2 separate regions of the Homo sapiens genome follow, and region 1 is linked to region 2. A link is a contact called in ENCODE Hi-C or POLR2A ChIA-PET data. All regions are on one chromosome and are shown on one strand. Each heading gives the region's core, a stretch centred on a gene start or an enhancer-like site at or near the end of the contact. The rest is flanking DNA. Distances are from core to core; before and after follow the strand shown. Region 1 holds the start of CARMIL1 (capping protein regulator and myosin 1 linker 1). Region 2 has its middle 56 kb from the start of CARMIL1.

Evidence for each region. Hi-C counts contacts between places; a loop is a spot of excess contacts on that map. ChIA-PET counts read pairs that join two places held with the same protein, here RNA polymerase II (POLR2A). Pooled maps may share reads with other maps.
Region 1: a loop to region 2 is called in a map of PC-3, with 8 times the contacts of the local background. The contact joins the promoter of CARMIL1 here to the enhancer-like site in region 2. A Hi-C loop is called at or near these places in 15 of 168 maps with a recorded cell type or tissue (CD8-positive, alpha-beta T cell, Caco-2, Calu3 and 11 more), 6 of 37 single-sample maps with no recorded cell type and 19 of 50 pooled maps. POLR2A ChIA-PET finds 5 or more read pairs at or near these places in 5 of 52 experiments (A673, BJ, HEK293 and 2 more).

Annotation. Positions count from the first base shown.
Region 1 is chr6:25,278,014-25,280,719 of GRCh38, reverse strand. CARMIL1 (capping protein regulator and myosin 1 linker 1) reads right to left here and starts at 1,346. Exons shown (of 37, transcript NM_017640.6): 1 at 885-1,346. The coding sequence starts at 924. RefSeq lists a silencer at 1,149-1,618.
Region 2 is chr6:25,222,268-25,224,967 of GRCh38, reverse strand. No RefSeq gene overlaps it. Among named protein-coding and RNA genes, the nearest start is that of CARMIL1, 56 kb to the left of the region's middle. Within about 2 kb of position 1,332, at least 3 of the 41 ENCODE cell types and tissues checked have a DNase peak (open chromatin) inside an H3K27ac peak, as active enhancers do; they include heart right ventricle, where a contact is called at or near this core.

The DNA.
Region 1 (2,706 bases), core at 97-2,596, 56 kb before region 2:
CATGCTTAAACGCTAGGTTTTCAGAACACTCTCCCATCCTATTTCAGCTCTGCCATTTTAACCCTCCAGATAATTAAGTTAAACCCCAAGACTTAACCAGCCCCGCCCCCACCACCACCAAAAAAAAAAAAACCTCAAGGTACTCAAACAATGGGTCACCTTGCACAGCGTAACACACACGGGTTCCCTAAGAGATCCCCTATAGGGAGAATCGGTAGGTTAATCATTATTAAAATAAGGCTTTTATCATTAACCCTCTATTTCCTGGCCTGAGTCTGCGTCAGCCCTGTAACCCTTTCGCTCCCAGCTGGCTACACCAAGCCACACCTTGCCAAGCCCAGTCATTTTACCAGACTAGCGCCCACTCCCCCAAGTCTGCGTGTCAGAAGATCACCTCCCGCGGGGCATTTTCAGGAAAGCGCCTGACACGTGCCGGAGACGACCTACTGTGCGCTCGCCACCTGTCCTTCCAATAGGCTTTCCCGGACTTTCCCGAGTTTGGGGCAGTGGGCTGGGAGCTGTAAAGGGCTCCCCTCGCTTGCAGAACTCCCAAGTCTAAGATGGCCCGCCCCCTTCTTTCGCCAACCTGGATCCCCGCTTCCGGGCAAGAGGAGGTGCCCAGGGCTCACAGTCGAGACCCTCCTCCCACCCACCTCCCGAGGACTCCCGATTCCTCCCCGAAGCCTTCCCTCTCTGCACTTGGCTCTACAGGCGGTCGGATGGGAACAAACTTCCCGGCACCCCCAGTGACCCTGCCCAACACCACTCTGCCCTAAGGGGCGCCAAGACTTCTCGAGACCTGCGGGAAAGCAGAGGTGGGAAGGGAGAGAGAGGTGAGGAGTACGCAGAGGAAGGTGGAAAACCAACAACCGCGTGAATCTTACCTATCAACTCCCTGGGAACGTCAGAGCTCTCCTCGGTCATGGTTGCCCTGTAGGTGTGGGGGTTATTGCAGGTCCAACTCTGATTTATGGCCCCCTGCCCTTCCCCGAACTCCTCAATTTTTTTAGAGAGGCAGATGCAGCTTGCAAATGGAAGTGGGCAAGAAAAGGGGGGGCGGAGACAGAATTTTGCCGCGCGCCCCCCGCCCCACCAAAAAAAAAAAAAAGAGTTGCAAATGCGAGGCGGATTTGCTGCTGCTGCTACATGACGCCTCCTCGCAGTTCCCGGCGGCTGAATAAGGAGCGGACCGGATTACAAGCGGGCGCGGGGCGCGGGGCGGCTGTGGCGCCTGCTCCTCCTCCCGGCTCGCTGGTCCCCGGCGGGGCTTGGGCCGGCGTAGCTCCCGCCCAGCCTCCGCGCCGCACCTACAGCCCTAGGTGAAAGCGGAAGGCGTGGGAGAGGGCGGGGAGAGCGGCGCGGGGCGGGGGGAGTAGGTTTTCCTCGCGCTCCTGCCGGGCTCCGGCTGGGCGGGGGCAGCTCCGGCCCTCCTCCTTCTCCTCCTTCTCCTTCTCCTCTTCCTCCTGCGTTTCCTCCTCACCTCGCGAGAGCCGGCCTCCGCACCGGTGCGAGGCCGGCCTCCGGTGCCCGAGCGCTGGGTCCCCGGCGTAGGTCGCACCCCCAGGAGAGACGCTGTGCGGTGCTGCGGTGGCGGCGGCGGGCACCGCGCCCCTCCTCGCAGCCTCCCTCCCAAACCGCAAAAGCCCTGCGTCTGGAGAGGGGGCGAGCGGGCTCGCGAGAGAGCCCGGGAGCCATCTGCTGGCTGCGAGGGAGGAGAGCCGGGTGAGCCGGGCTTTCCATTTCCTTGTCCCCACTCCGGGCGGGCCAGGGGACCCAGAAGACGGGAGACGGCAGATTCTGCAGACCCGTCTACACGGAAGCTGGTTCTTTTTGGGACCCTCTTACGCACTTTTTCTTTTTCAACCCTCCCGGTGACATGTCACTTCATCATCGCTATTCTTCATTTCTGATGAGCTAGACGAAACCTGTGAACACTAATCATACCGTGAGAAGACACTTGTGTGTGTGCGTTCAGCTGGTGCTCTGCAGCCGCAGTTCGCTATCTCAGACATTCCCGTTGAGAGCGCCTTGGAAAATGCCTTTCACTCGGAAAAGTCTCTTTTATCCTCGGGGCATATTCAGGAAGCTGAGCTTTAATCACTGGAGCCTATGTAAGCCTGCGGATAGGTCTGATCCTACCTGGGCCCAAACTCCCTATGACTTCCCTGAGCTCCATCCCCAGAGGTTCAACTTCAGGGCCAAGAATACTTTGTGCCTCAATCGCTGCTTTTTAGCCTAGGGCTGGGAATGTCCCAGACTGTCTAATCAGGTTCTGCTTTTAAAGGACAGAAAAGGAGGAAAGGAAAGGGAATCCATGCACTTGGCAATCTAATTTTAAACACTGCTGTTGACCTTGGACCCCTTAGAATCATCTTCAGCCCCACAGCCAGGCCTTACCACTAAGGATTTGCCAACCTGGCCCCTTCCCACCCTCCTTAACCTCTCCCACTCCCTTCTCTATTACAACCAGACTCACTGTTTGCTTCCTCCTTCCTCTTAAGGTTATCTGATTCTTATCTATGTTTTCAAACCCATCCCAATGGTCTACCTTCTTTGTGAATATTTTCCAGGGATTTTCAGATTACTGTGATCCCTAAGCCTCTACAATATGTATTGCCTGAAACACTTTTCTAAACCCAACCATATGGTGTCGTGTTTCATTGCTTGTGTATTTGTCTGGTTTTACTATCTAACTCTTGCATTGTC
Region 2 (2,700 bases), core at 83-2,582:
CACATCTGTACCTGTGGTTTCAGATCCATCTTGTGGCACCACAGTGCGAATCTCAGCCTTCTCGCCAGTTTCTACACAAACACTCATGTTAATGGTAATCTATTGAGTTAACAATTTAACAAGGAACTTTAAGGTAGTTTGGAGGTGCTCCTGGAGAGGGGTTATACGCCCAACCACACTGCCCTCTGCCATCCTGCTGGCTCCTCCTCCGTTTTTCCCAACTTCCTCCTCCTTTAGAGCAAGGAATTACTTTTCTTGTCTAGAACTGAGTGATCAACCCAGAGTCAAGGTCTCGCCTTCAACCTCAATGGGCTTATCCATGAATTTTTCTAAGAAATCTCCAAAAGGAATTTTCATGCCATTTGCTAAGAGAATTCGATTCTCCTCTAATATGTCCTCTTGTCATATTAGCATTCGGGGGTGGGGGCGGGGCAAACAGTTTATGTAGACACAGAAATTGATGCATGTGGTGAAATGCTGGGAGACACCTGGAGGGGAGAGGAGGGCAGCTGTTCTATTTCTTGTGATTGGTGGGACAGGAAGCAAGAATGAGTGAAAATGAAGATAAACCTGTATGGGGGCAGGATGTGTATGGGGGTGGGATGGAAGAGTGAAGATTTGAGGGTTTGTGGGCTCAGTAGTCTCTGTGGGGGCAAGATCACTTGCTGACAGGGGATGGACAGAACTGAAGGTATGAGATTCTCGCTATAGAGAGGAGTGAGGGAAGGAGAAGGGATGAGGGGAGAGATGCTGTTTTTAGATAAGGAGAAGTATTGACAAGATGAATGGAGTATTCTTCTGAAATCGGAAAGTATACCTTTGTGAAGATACCAGTTCCCACGGTTGTACTTCTCTCTAGAAGCCCCAAATCACTAAGATATAGAAGCAGAGAAGGGGGATTTCAGGATTAATCTGGGGTTGGAGCTTGCAGAGCAGGACAGTGTGAGTTCTAGTGCTTTATTCTGAAGTCCTGGTGAAAAAGGGAAAATTGAGTAGGAAGAAGCCTGCCCATTAGCACTGGGTTGACATTCAGCTCCACTCTGGACCATGTTACCTTGGTGATAATGAAAGTGGAAGGAGGGATGCTTTTCTGCCAATTTTATCTAAGCGTCTTGGGCAGTTTTAATTTAAACGTATGATACTACCTCCATTTTTTCCTGGTATGATTCCTTTCATTTAATTAGGCTCTATTGGTGGAAAGTAGTTGATCTTTGATGACGTTGTTATCTCCTGAACATTATTATATCTCCCGCTCTGGTTTACAGGTTTTTCCTGACTCTTCTCTTCTGCATTACAGCTCAGGACTGCCACCCAGTGGCCTGTTAGCATAGAGCTCTGGAAATGCTGATTTTTTTCTTTAATACAGCCACAGAATAAGACAATAAGAAAATATTTGCTTCCTTGTTGGGGAAAGTAAAATGCAGAACTTCCTATTTACCAGCCAAACAAAAGAAGAATGCATTCTCTCAGGACCTCAGGGACTGTCAGAAAATAAGAAAAGCTTTTTTGACCTTAGTAACCTTTGACATGGTTCTCTGAGACCAAGTGTGTTTAGCCAGGAATTTATACTAAACAGGGAATGGAATGAAAGCAGGATCAGGATTTTGAAGAAAAATACCTCTCAAATTGGGGAGAGTTAGGCAAAGAGATTCTGAATGTAAAGTCATTTGGGGAAGACATAGGCCCTTGGATAAAGCATACTTTTTTTGTTTTCCTATTTTACTTTCTTCCTCACCCTTTAACACATGGAAGATGGGTCCCTGTGTCCTCCAGGTCTGATAGGAGTTGTCAGACTGCCGTTGTTTGAGTTACTTTATTTATTTGGAATTTCTGGATGTGAGAAGCTATGGAAGCCAAGTTCAGATTCAGCCATTCTAATTCTCTTATAAGATATCCTCTGTGAAACAGTGGTGTACATTTCAGTTTTGTTTTTGTAAAAATTGAGTATCAAAATTTTAAAATCCTACATGTTTTATTATCAAAAGATCACTTACAGGCATAAACTCTAGTATAATTTTTAATTTTTTGAATTGTAGATTGTCTTTTTCTTTTTTATCATAGACACTCTGAAAGCTAATTGGGATGACAGAGAAGAAAAAGAGAAAAGAAAGAATCTCGAATAAGAGGCCCAGTGGCCTCACTAGAAGGATGAGAAGATAAGACTTGCTCTAGAGGAGGAAAAATGGCAGCTTCCTTGCCCACTAAGGGGAGACACAGAGACCCTTGAATGCAATGTAGAGTGTCCTTCCTTAGCCCTTATAGCGGTTCTTCAAAGTTGCAACTGTTCCTACAAATGTTATTTACAGCCTGGGACTTCATTAAGCCAGAATATTTCCCTGAACACTACTAGAGATGTGCTCTGTAATATTAGCAAGGTCTTGCTGATACCAAGGGAGGGAAAGTAGGTGAATATCTGTGCATGGCTCTGGAGGCATACCTAGGGCAGTGTGGGTGGAGTGCCAGGCTCTGTTAAGGATTCCCAGTGGGTCAGCCACAAGCATATGGAGTGATGGCTCCTGAACAAAGACTGGGCAGAAAAGTGGGCAGAAGGGAATGCCAGAAATTGGAGACAGAGATAAGATACTAAACACAAACTTTTCCACTTCCTAATTTTGTCTAAGATAAGAAGATTCTAAAAACAAACTTTTCCACTTTCTCATTTTGTCTAAGTCCAGCCCTGCTTGCATCCAATGGAAGATA